Linked DNA regions of Mus musculus: region 1 is linked to region 2. A link is a contact called in ENCODE Hi-C or POLR2A ChIA-PET data. All regions are on one chromosome and are shown on one strand. The core of a region is the stretch at or near the end of the contact, and the rest is flanking DNA. Distances in the headings are between cores, read along the strand shown. Region 1 overlaps Gm32679 (a long non-coding RNA gene). Region 2 holds the start of 4632428C04Rik (RIKEN cDNA 4632428C04 gene).

Region 1 (6,483 bases), core at 698-3,197, 170 kb after region 2:
AGCATTTAAGGTCTGAATGTTTTACTTTGTGCAAACCTGTAGGAGGGTGGCAGGTTTAAGCAAGATTTTAGCTGTAGAAAGGAAGGTATAACATCAGCCATCCAGGCAGGGAGAGACTAGGTGGGTACAGAGCAGTTAAGCACTAGAGTGAGTTTGCAGAGTGTATCCAGGTCCAGCCAGGGCTTGGGAGAGCTGTCTTCCCACTAATCCTAATGGCCAGGGCCAGCCAGCATCTTGTGCTCCATGCCAGCACTGAGCTGTCACCATGGGTCTGACCACAGCTGCTTTAATAGCAGGTTGGGAGAGCCATTTCCTCTCGGCCATACGGCCACATCACAGCCGCTGGCAGCTCTCTCTGGCCTTCTTCCCTCCACCGCTGACTGCCTTGTGGAGTTCACTGAAGAGCTTTCCCTCTCTTCTTCCCCAGACACCCTTCTAGGATATTTCTGGACCCCCTCTGCCCTTTACATTACCTGAACTCTATGGATGATCAACTCTGGATCCTTGGAATTTGGGGGACAGCTTTCCTGGGCCACGTAAAAATCCCTTCTTGTTTTTCAAGTCCATCTCTGTTTTTTTTTTTTTTTTCTCAACCAAATTGTCAAATCAGATCTCTCCAGATGCCAGCATTTGGTAATAAGTTGCCAGACTGGATGCTCTTCCGAAACAGTATTTTGCTCACATTTTTTTTTTCATCTATTCAAATGCTATCTTAGCCTCTCACCAATTTCGTCACTAAAATGTAGTTTCCCAAATGTCAAGTTTGTCCTATTGAACACCAGCACCAAGCTCTAAGCCTCTTGGAGAACACACAGCTTATTATCTAGTTTTCTTGTCTGTAAGTCACAAGAAAACCTTTTTCATAAGCATAAGGTGACTAGATGAAGCCTTCCCCTTACTGTGATGTTTATATTTTCAATGTTAAAATGAAATCTCTGAGACACCAGACACATGGCACCCAGATGAAGCCTGGTTATCTGGATGTGGGGCCACGGGTGCAGTTCAAGGAAGTTTTGGTCACATGCAGCACGCTATAGCCTGGAAATGTGTATCTGCCACAGGGAGACCCCCAGCCCCAAGCTTGCTTCCCTCTTCTTCTCCTCTGACCCCAGCAACCTATGATCCCCTTTGGTGGAAAACCCAGAAATACAGTTCACCTAGGGTGTCTTGTACTGCTGCTAGAACTAACTCTTCTCAGGGGTCTCCCCTTAGGTGGGCCCACTGATGGAGAAAGGGGGAAGCAAGGTAGCAGGACGTTGGGCCCCTGGCCACCTAGTTCTTTAACCAGAGCCGGGGCCCTTTGATCTGTTTCCTATCTGGAGGGAGCTTCCATGTAAACCTATCAAGATCATGGATTACTGCTGCCACCTCCCCTGGTATTATGCCCAGCACCATCTGATCCTCCAGACGGACACACGAAGGTAGGCTGTCCCTCGCAGAGCTGAATCATGAGAAGTAATCTGCCTGACTATCAGTAAGCATTACTACCTGCGAGTCAGACTGGTAGGGAAGATGGTATCTGGGCTAATTTAGCTCTTGTCTCCCTCTCTCCTTCCTTCCCTCTCACTCCTTCTCTCCTTCCCCCTCTCCTTCCTTCCTCCCTCCCTCCCTCCCTCCCTTCCTTCCTTCCTGCTTTCCCTCCTTTCCTCTGGACCCATTCTGGTGTCTTGCCTGGACCAGACCTTCCTGTGGTAGTAAATTCCTTTCACACTTTTGAGTTGTTTCAAAGTGCATTCAGGAGGTGTGCGCGCCTTCCCTCTGGTCTAGACACAATTACAGTAGTCAGAGGAACTGGGCCTGTCTGAGACTCTCACTTGAGTCCACCTGGGCCCATCTGCTGCCGTCGTAAATCTACAGGGAGCCAAAGGTGACTGCCAGAGGGGGCTGCTGCAAGCTTTTCTTGCTACCAGTTGCTCCGAGTCGCCTCTGCCAGGCCCGAGAAGCGCTGACTCAGCAGAACCAGGCTGCCTCTTGGAGACACGGGGCAGGGTGCGAATTTAAAAGCACAGTGCAAGCCTACCACAGAGCAAACGCAGAACAAAAGGTTAATTCCACGGATAAACAGCTCTCGGTGGCGCTCGACCGAGCGTCTGGTTCCCATTTCGCGGTGCCATTCTGCCAGATGCTCTCTCTGCTCACACATCCTGCTAAGGCTGAGATGAAATACAAAACCAGAAAGCTGCAAGCGTTGCTGGCAGCACAGGGTGGCAACATGCGGGGACACAGAAACCTTGGGAAGTGTCTTAGCTGTTCGCAGACCGCACTACCGCAACTGGCAAGTGGGGGCGGGGCGCTTAGATAAGCTAGTAGAGCCTTACTTGCTCAGACTGCTCAGTCTGAGGAATTTTTTTTTTTTTTTTTTTTTTTTTAAAGAAAACGTGAATGCGAACGTCAATAGAGGGGGCATGGATCTCTTCACCATTCCTCGGGTGCACTGATGAAATTTAAGAGATTCAGGCCAGCTGGGCGTGGTGGGGCGCGTCTTTGATACTAGCACTTGGTTGGCAGAGAGAGGAGGATCTCTGTGAGTTCGAGTCCAGCCTGGTTTACAAAGTGAGTCCAGGACAGCCAGAGCTGGTTATACAGAGAAACTCTGTCTCAAACAAACAAACAAACAAAAACGAACAAAAGATGAAAGCCATATGTAGTGACTCTTGCCTGGACAGCCAGGACTTAGGAAGTAGGGGCAGAAAGATCAGGAATTCAAGGTCAGGCTGGTGAGATGGCTCAGCAGGTAAGAGCACTGACTGCTCTTCCGAAGGTCCTGAGTTCAAATCCCAGCAACCACATGGTGGCTCACAGCCATCCATAATGAGATCTGACGCCCTCTTCTGGTGTGTCTCAAGACAGCTACAGTGTACTTACAAATAATGATAAATAAATCTTTGGGCTGGAATGAGCAGGGCTGGAGCCAGCTGGGTCAAAGCGAGTAGAGGTCCTGAGTTCACAAACATCTGTACAGCTACAGTGTACTCATATACATAAAATAAATAAATAAATAAATAAATCTTTAAAAAAAAAAAGTTCAAAGTCGTTGGAGACCTTGTCTCAAAACAAAAAAGTGGAACGGAAGCAAAAGAGTCACGCGAGGCTCGGTCCGCTTTCCCCAGACTAGGAGATCTAGATTCTTTTCTTGTATATCTTCCTTTGTGTAATGTATTATTACAAGTGCCCATTAGTCCCCCTATGAGCAGGCAGGAAGGACGATTCACCATCTTAGGCATTGACTGCATCCTGTATGAAGAGCATCGTGGACCCTCATGTTTCCTTAGCAAAGGACCCAGACTTGATTAACTTTAAATATTCTATAAGACATTAAATGTAAGTTTGCAAATGCACCACGGAGAGTCGTCTATTTGTGTTTTCTGTCCCTGAATCCCAGAGGTGGCTCCTGTCTCTTCCCATCTGGAAAGTGAATATGCTGTCCTGGATGCTTTGCTGTCCACAGACAGAAGAAGGGACTGGGCCCTGAGGTATTCTCCATCTTGTTGAACACTGTGTCCAATTGCATTGTCCAAAGCAGCAGGTAGCGGTGAAAGGCCTGTAGGCCCCCATTGTGACCGCCTTGGCTGCAGGTGAAAGGTCAGGTCTCAGGCAAGACTCTGACCCTTAACTTTTTTGTGACGACTGTCACAAGGTAGATTAATCAGATTTATGGCATTAAGCTCTAGCAATATCTTTATCCCCTCAGCTCTTTTTCTCCAGCAAAACTCTGTTGGGAAGGACGCAAAAAAAAAAAAAAAAAAAAAAAAATCTGATGAAGCGCGAGCAGTGTTTTTGGTTTATCTCTCACAGTCTTTATTACAAATTGGAAAGTATCGGTCGTGTAGAGGGAGGCCAGGCAGCCCCTTCCTTCAAACAGGGCTTTTATAAGTTCCAGCAAACTGTCCTGGCCCTCAATCAAATGCTCCTTACTGCGGGGACAATGGCGAGGCCAGGGTTCGCTGGTGCCGGTGAGTTTCTTGATGTGGGGCAGACCCTTCTTACTTGACCAGAACAAGCCAGCAATGTCCATAATTAGGACGCTTTGGGCTCATCCCGAGCAGCCCAAGCAGTTGTGGGGCCTGAACGGGACTCAGAGGGGCAGGTGGTCTGCTAGGGGCATAAACAGAGAAGCCCGCAGCTTCAAAGCTCGCAGCAGGCGTGGGAAGGCAGGAGACTGCTGACGTCACAGGGGCTTTTCATCCAGCCTCGCAGGAGAGCACCAACTTCCTGCTGATAGAAATTTGTCCGCAATTTTTTTTCTCATTCAGAAGTGACGGGATCCAGGAGACACTGGCTAGATATGATGACTTGATTAAGACTTGTATAGGCGACCCACATGCCTGGGAACTGGCCAAGAGGGAGCAGGCATCAGCCCGCTCCAGGCTTTCACCAGGAAAGCTGACAGACTGCAGCTAGCAGGTTTCTCCACTCTGGGCTGTGAGGCTGTCAACATTCTGGACTCAGTGGCCCTCTGCGTTGCACCTGTGATTTTGGTATAGCTCTGAAGAGAAAAAGAAAATAACACGGGACTATTTTCCCCATAGTAATTTGCAGTGTGAAGGCAGATCACACAGACTGGACAATTATTTCCTAAGCATCTATTGTGCTCTGAGCCCTGAGCACGCTCTCTAAGATGACATGAGGCTGGATACCAGAGTGGAGGTGGGGAATGTTCATTACGTCTGGGCCAATCGTGTTGCTAAAAGGAAGATCAGTAAGATACAAAGCCTGATTTTGGGGGGGGGGGGGGGGGGCAGATACACTACAGTTGTATTTCATATCTGAGTGTAAATATCCCTCCCACCTTTTAGCTAGAGCAATAGTAGTAGAACTTTGTGACAGTGTTATCATAGGACTAAGTGAAATAATGTCCATCAAATATACAGCAATATGCCTTTAATAAGAATTTAATAAATGCCAATTGCTTTTATAATTATAATGATTATTTATTAAGCACTGACAGCCACAATAGTGCTATGTGCTACGTGGGCAGGGACACCAGCTCCATCCTGTAAGTGAAGAATTTGAGTTCATGGAAGTGAAGTTCTTTGTCCAGTCCAGGATTACACTGCAGGCAGTGGCAGATGGAAGCACCTTAGGCTCCCAAGGTAGCATGAAGACAGAGCTAAGTGTGTAGTGTTTGCCCCAGCAAGAAATAAACATTGTATGGAGCCTCTAAGATTTGGGGGTGATTTGTTATAGTTGTTTAGCTTTCCCTAATGTGGCCAAATGGCAGGCTCACCTTCATATCTTGAGTAAGAGAATATCAGAGGCCAAAAAAGCCCTGAAATAGCAGGGCTCCTGGTCTTTGGGGGGGGGGGGCGGGGGGGAGAGAAACTCCACAAAAAATGGAGACATGACTAGACCATCTTGTCTGCTGGGATTCACTTAGGTTGGTCCCACACGCACACCCCCAGGTTACTTTGAGGTTTTCGTCACTGTCGGTTTTGTGTACACACACACACACACACACACAGCTCTTCTTCATTTGCATCATGACAGAGACCAATTGTTTGCTGTAACTCTTACTGTTTGGAAACAGAAGGTAAGAATTCAGGGTGACAAGGAGTATCTAGGATAGAAGAAAAGATAAACCCGGGAGCCAACAAATCCAACATTGTAATAAATGGTGGCTTTAATCTCTCATTCTACTGCCAAGATTGCCACTGGTCTCCATGGTGTCTTCAGTCCCAGCCTCTACATACCATTCCAGTTACCTAGGCATGCGAGCATTCCCACATTTACTTCTCTCTCTCTCTCTCTCTCTCTCTCTCTCTCTCTCTCTCTCTCTCTGTGTGTGTGTGTGTGTGTGTGTGTGTGTGTGTGTGTGTGTGTGTGTGTGTGTGTCAGGGAAGAATAGAGGGGAGAGGTACACATGCCTGTGGCTAGAGGTTGGCATTGGGTGTCCTCCTCAGTTGCTCCCCACCTTATTTTTCAAGACAGGCTCTCTCACTGAATCTGGGGGTCACCTATTGGACTAGTCCAGTTGTCCAGCAAGCTCCAGAGGCCCCTCCATCTCTGCCTTCTTGGCCCTGAGATTACACACATGCCTTGCTATAGCCAGCTAAGTTCCAGACCTCCTGCCCGAACAGCATAAACTTACTGAATGAACACCCAGGGTCTCCCTAGGCCCTCAGTTTTGAATGCTCTATCAATCCTACTGGGTTCTTCTGCCTACTTCTCCAGAACCCTAGTTTCCATCCTTGCCATCATATCTGTAGGCTATCTCCTCCAAAGTTTGCAGTCCTGGACATAGTCCAGCATTTCTGAGTCTTTGCCTCCTACTACTCAGTGGGGACCAAGCCCCTGTGCATGTCTGGCAGCACCTGGGTTATAGACCCCCCACCTAGGCCTGGCATTTGCCTACCTTGATCTGAAAGAGACCAGAAACAGGATTTCCATGGGAAAGACAGGAAATAAAATGATAACCTCTCAACTTAAAAAAAAAAAAAAAAAAAAAGAAAAAGCTAAATAATGCCCAGTGTTTGTTTGGGTAAA
Region 2 (6,291 bases), core at 3,759-6,258:
AGCAAGAGTTGGAGGGAAATATGGGAGAGTTAGAGAACTACCTCAGAGTCATTTTTCAAGTTTGAAGAAAGGATTCCTCAAACATGGTGGCAGAAGCACTGGAGCTGGAAGGAAGGTGAACTAGGCTGAGGGAAGAGCAGGTCAGTGGGCCCCACAGCCTTCCCCGACTGCCCTTCCCCAACTGCCTCCCCCCACTCCTCCACTGCCTCCCCTACTGCCTCCTCCACTGCCTCTCTCACTGCCTCCCCCCACTGCCTCCTCCACTGCCACCCCCTACTGTCTCCTCCACTGCCTTCCTCATTGCCTCAGGACACTGCCTCCCCCACTGCTTCCCCCACTGCCTTCCTGCTGCTCAGCCTGGGAGGGATCAGCTCTGCCCTTTGGCCAGCTGAACTAGAAACCACAGAGGGTGGCAGAGTAAATAACGCTTTGTTGATTTTTTTCTAAAAGAAAATAAGAGGAACCCAGTTTACTCTCTGCCCCTGTTATGAGGCATCTGCCTTGTAGCTCCCATGTTGGTCTGTGATTTCTGCCTCCAAGGAGCCCAGGGTACATGTACACAAGAGGAAGAAAACCAAAGCTTATCACTTGTGACAAACTTAAAAAAAAAATAATTTTATACCTCGAAAGACTCTGATCCTAAGGGTTCCATTCTGACCAATAGTTTTTTGGCTCCACCCGCCCCCCCACACCTCATGTCAGGAGCTGGACTTAGGGCTTCTTACCAACCAGGCCAGTGCTCTGCCACTGAGTTACAGTCCCAGTCTAAACAACACATAGTAGGTCTACATAGTTCTGTCATTCGAAAGTGCCCTTTTAAATCAACTCTATCTCCATCCTCCACCCCTTCACCTCAGGAGTCTTGGTCTCATCGCAGCCAATCTGCAATGGTATAGAAGTGCTACCACACAGCCTACTCTGCTCCAGTTTGCCTCATTCCACACAGCTTGATGGTTTCAAGATGTGGCCACATTGCTGCACATTGTCTCAGGAGGTCATTCCTTTTCGTCCCTGAGTAGCATTCCATCCTGGGTCTAGTGCAGATCACTTCTCAGTCCTCTTGCCTTTAAGTCTGGGCCTCGAGAAACAGAGCTCATTCACACAGGGAGCTTTTGGAGTTATATTTCTATTTCTCCTAAAAAATGCCCAGGAGTAGGGTTGTCGGGTCATGTCACAGATGCATGGTGGGTAGAGATGGACGGGGATCATCTAGCAAATGCCATTTGTGGAGATCCTGTCTTATCTCTGTGTTTAAGAGGATGCTGCCATTATGTTGAGGAGGGGTTCCTAAAGTGACTTCTGTGTTGTGCCTTTGTCTTGGTCTATCTTATGCTCTGTAGCAAAAGACCATAGTTGGGCAAATTTTTAATGAGCATAAATGTATTGGCTCATGGAGTCTGGAAAGGCCAAGGCGAAGGAACCAGCATCTGGTGAATGCCTTACTGTGTCATCTTGTAGTGGAAAGATGAAAAGAGGGAGAGATTCGTACATGCACACACAAACACACAAATACACAAGCACAAACACACAAGCACACATTACAAGCAGGCTGGACCACGATGCTCACAACTAACCTAAGCTGGTAGCAACAACCTGTCCACTCTTCCCTCACGGCCTCATGCCTCATTAGGCCACCGCCCTGCTCCCCAACCTTGCTTTATTGAGCATAAAGTTTCCAGATGTGCCTTTTGGAGACACACGGAAAGCACAGGTGCCATGAGCAGCTCTCCAGACAGATACCTTAAAGGCCATTCCTCCGTTCCTCCACACTGAGAAAGTATAACTTGATGCTTTATGTTTGACAAAGAAAACGGGAGCCAGACATTAACAAATAACAACATCGCAAAGGTACACCCGTCTTTGCATATACCCAAAATGCCATCAAGAATGTAAACAGGCAGACACAGACCCGGAAAAAATACTCACACATGTACACGGGTCAGAGGTCAGACATGCAAGACACACTAGGACTCTTGCTGCTCAAGAACACACAGAGAGAAATGCAAGGTTTTAAATGGCCCTTACGAGAGAAGATGTGCAAGTAGCCACGGTCAGCACAGGAGAAGGCCTCTACTGCCATCAGCTTCCAAAGAATGCCAATCAAAGGACAATGGCTAAAATAAAAACTTCACGATGCCAGATGCAGGAGAGGATGTGGGGCGATGGATTGGAGGTGATGCAGACATTTGGAATGCTGCATTTGCTTTATGAGTCGAACACAGGCTAGGCGTGCTGGTGCATGCTTTTAATCCTGAACTCAGGAGGCAGAGGCAGGAAGATCTCTGTGAGTTCAAGACCAGGCTGATCTACATAGTGGATTCTAGGACAGCCAGGATTGTGTAGCTCCCTACATGACCCTGTCTCAAAGAAAGAAAGAAAGAAAGAGAGAGAGAGAGAGAGAGAGAGAGAGAGAGAGAGAGAGAGAGAGAGAAAGAAAGGGTTGAATACAGCAAGTAGGTGGTATTTGTTATGGTTTTAACAGTGGACGGTTCATAAGGAAAGCAAACCTGATTACTAGAACCGACTGCTTCCTGCTGTAAACTCTCCTACAATAACCAGTTTAAAGATGTCAGCACAACATCACTGAAATCAGAGATGGGATGGGATGGCCCAGGTGGCATTTGCTAGCTGGTCCCCGTTCATCTCTACCCACCATGCATCTGTAATGTGACCCGACAACCCTACTCCTGGGCATTTTTTAGGAGAAATAGAAATATATCTCCAAAAGCTCCCTGTGTGAATGAGCTCTGTTTCTCGAGGCCCAGACTTAAAGGCAAGAGGACTGAGAAGTGATCTGCACTAGACCCAGGATGGAATGCCACTCAGGGACGAAAAGGAATGACCTCCTGAGACAATGTGCAGCAATGTGGCCACATCTTGAAACCATCAAGCTGTGTGGAATGAGGCAAACTGGAGCAGAGTAGGCTGTGTGGTAGCACTTCTATACCATTGCAGATGGGTGAAAACTGACCAATCATGGTGGCAATGAGACCAAGAGCCCTGAGGCAGGACCCCTACCTGGTCCATTCATCCTTTATCACACTAGGATAGAATTAACTCCTTAGGAGACTTTCTAATTGCTTGATTGAGAGCCCCAACTGGAGATCATGGGACTTCAGAGTAACCTTCCTCTTCCTCTGCTTCTCTCAGTGTCCACTGGCGCCATCAGCGTCTGCTGTGTCTCCTCTGGAGCCGTGCTTCATGCTGGCTGAATGACCTAGCATATACCCCGTTGACTGTGGATCTCCAGAGGGGACATCTCGGTTGGTCCTTTGACACACTAGCATAACTGAGCACTTAACTGACTGAGTCACAGGGCAGGGGTGGTTTATTTCCCCAACCAAGAAGAGTTCGAAAAGTCCTACCAGGGTCTACAGAATCTGAGCTGTGGAAGATGCAAATGGCGATTGGGCAGGTCCGGGGGCGGGGGGGGGGGGGGGGCTCACAAGTGAGTGCTATGGGGTAGTGAGAGCAAAGGCTGTGTGTGTGGGATAACCTGAACTACATCTAGACACCGAGGTGACATTTACAGGTCCCAAACTTCTGGCAGATGGTTTCACCTAAGTCTCTTTAATGATAAACCAGGTGCTGGGTGTGGTGGCACGCTCCTGTAAGTTTCAGGGTCAACCTAGGCTACATTAGTAAGACCCTGACTCAAAAAAAAAAAAAAAAAAAAAGCGCGAACTTTGAACCTTGGTCTGTGGGACCTTCAAGTCTGATGAAAGCTGCGGGCTTGTGTGGTCTCAGAATAGGTAGATGCAGATCGGGGTGGGGATGCACGCAGCAACAGCTGCAGAAGTCATGTAGAGTTCACACACGCCCAAGGGAAGCCAAGGTTGGAGTGCTCAGCCTTCCCATGGGGACAACACCCACCACAGTCACAGTCCCCCGCCTTTTTTAAAGTGTGTGGTTATGTGGGTGTGCATTTGTCCGCGCAGGCTTCCAGCTGTTTGCTTCTATCTGTACAACGACTGCCAGAAGGAACTGCGACCTAGACTTTTGATCCAGTCAATAAACACACGGGAGCTGGGCCTGGCCACAGTGGTCAGACTCAGAAGCGAGACTCTAGATGAAGGGACAGTAACGATAAAAGCCTTCCCCTCACCCCTCCAGTCTTTCTGGCAGTTCGTGTCTGAATCTAAAAGCCAGAAGTGGCACCGTCTCTAACGAGCAACTTCTCTGGTTTTCTGCTTTGTAACTAGGAGCATCACCAGGAGTTTGAAGCCACAATGAATTCAGACTAGTTTGGATTACAGATACCCCCTCCCCCCCCCCCCCCCCGGTCTAAAAAAAGCAAAGAACGCACAAGGAACACAGGGTGTGTAGGTATCCGCCGTGGTGATGTATCCCCCACCCCTCTGTCCCCCCTCAATGGACAAGCATCGGAGCCTCTGCTGCTGTACGCCTAGGTAGCCAAGGGTTAACCGGCGTCCCCCTCCCCCCTCCGCCCCCGCCGGGCTGGGCAAGGCGGGAAGGCGGCGCGCCGGGTGCCAAAGTCGGAACCTGCTCTCGGCAGCTCCCCGCGCTGCCTTGACTCACCGCCAGGCCTGGCGCGGCCGCCGGCTGTGGAATGTGTGAGCGCCATGTGTCACCGCCCCAGACTGTGGGAAAACGCTGCTCCGCTCACCTCCCAGCAGCTGGCCCGCGCCCGCCCGCCCGGGAGCCGGGAAACAGGAGCCGCCCGCCTGGGAGGCCGCCCGGGGCCACTTCCGAGCGCGCGCCGCCTCTCCGCCCACACGCCGGTCCCTGCCGGCGACCCGGGGCTGCGGCGCCACCCGCAGCGAGTGGCCCAGCACGCCCTTCTTTTGCCCCCGCTGGCCTTATGCATCCTCCTGCTCCACCAGGCCGGCCTTAGACACAGAGAGCCCCTGTTCTGAGAGCTCCTGGGCGGTGACCTCTTTCCGGGAAAGGGCCAGAGAACTGAGGGCTATGCAGGGGACTGACCTCATGGGGTTGTGTGACAGCTCCAGTCTGGACCTTGCCAGCCCTGAACAGGAGGTTCCACTCTGCCTGACCCTTCCCCCGGAGAGCTAGGCAAGAGCCCTGCACCTCAACGCGGGGGCAGCCTCCCCTCTAGTCATTGGATGAGAGTCACATGGGTCCAGAAGTCAGCCAGGGACAAGGTTTCCAATGCCTAGCCATGCAGGGAGATGTAGGCAAAGTCACATTCTGGGTGGCAGCCATGCAAGACTGGAGACAGCGCAGTGCACCTTGTTCCGAGCCTGGCTCTCCACTCCGTGGCCAAGTGTCTCTTCAGCCAAGGCTCCTTGTGGTGTCGCTGCCTTCCAGGGCAGTTGGGACGAAATCAGATGGGGGTGGGGGCAAACCTCGGGGTCCAGGGATCCAGGGTCTTCACCTAGCATCAGCCTCTGCTGCTTTCTGAGGGGTCGAGGTGTGTGTGTGTGTGTGTGTGTGTATGCCACCCCCGTAGGAGGCTCGGGACCTGGGTGGGGTCTCTGCTGTACCCAGCTCTCCTCCAGCATGATCTGTTTCTGTTTTTTCTCCCTGCCTGTTCTTCACAGTGGGCGATGAGGTCTCACTTCTGTGGTTCTTCCCAGGCTAACCTAATCCAGTTCAACAGCTGCCTCTCCTGAAGTCCCCATGCACTTGATTTCTGTCCCCGCTCTGTACCGGTCATGGCCTGCCTAACTAGTCTTTCTCTCTCCTGCAACTTCTTATTCAAAGACGGGCTACCCTTCTATGTACCCCCCCCCCCCCATGAACAACACTGAATTCTGCATGTGACAGCCACTCTGCAGATTGAGTGCACCCCCACATGAACACTTGTCAATACCATTTATCACAGGTTCAGAACCTCATTGCCCAGACATGTGACCTCGGTCAGGCTAATCTTGCCATCTCAAATCTCTCCCCTCACCTGCAGAACATAAATCTGAGTAGGGTGTGGTGCCACAGGCCTATGATCCCAGCACGTAGGAAGCAAGAAGATCACAAGTTTGAGGCCAGCCTCTGCTTTCTATTGGGGAATCTAATGAAGAAGAGAGGGAGGAGGAAGAAGAAAAGAAAAAAAGGGGGAAAAGAATGCATTCGGTGGTATTTGGTGCGCTATAAGCTTTGAATAATGAAACTCCAGTTAACGACAGGATGCATCATGGCAGTGGTTCTCAAAAGAGTATGTCATCTAGTGACACCTTACCCATCTTACTTTGTATAAGTGCACTCTATGAAGTTCCCATAATGATAAGGTCAGTGAGAGATCCCTGTCATTAATCCATATACAATTGCTAAAATACCATAGACTGGCGGCAGACATTGACTGACGCCCAGTTC

What was found. A loop is a pair of places that touch in the nucleus more often than their neighbours do. ChIA-PET counts read pairs that join two places held with the same protein, here RNA polymerase II (POLR2A).
Region 1: a map of left cerebral cortex shows a loop between it and region 2 (4-fold over the local background). The contact joins the enhancer-like site here to the promoter of 4632428C04Rik in region 2. A Hi-C loop is called at or near these places in 3 of 37 maps with a recorded cell type or tissue (all left cerebral cortex). POLR2A ChIA-PET finds 5 or more read pairs at or near these places in 1 of 5 experiments (Patski).

Annotation. Positions count from the first base shown.
Region 1 is chr16:29,835,111-29,841,593 of GRCm38, reverse strand. The region is part of intron 2 of Gm32679 (a long non-coding RNA gene); the gene reads left to right. Among named protein-coding and RNA genes, the nearest start is that of Gm32679, 12 kb to the left of the region's middle. Within about 2 kb of position 1,947, at least 2 of the 3 ENCODE cell types and tissues checked have a DNase peak (open chromatin) inside an H3K27ac peak, as active enhancers do.
Region 2 is chr16:30,007,384-30,013,674 of GRCm38, reverse strand. 4632428C04Rik (RIKEN cDNA 4632428C04 gene) reads right to left here and starts at 5,008. Exons shown (of 3, transcript NR_033631.1): 1 at 4,945-5,008.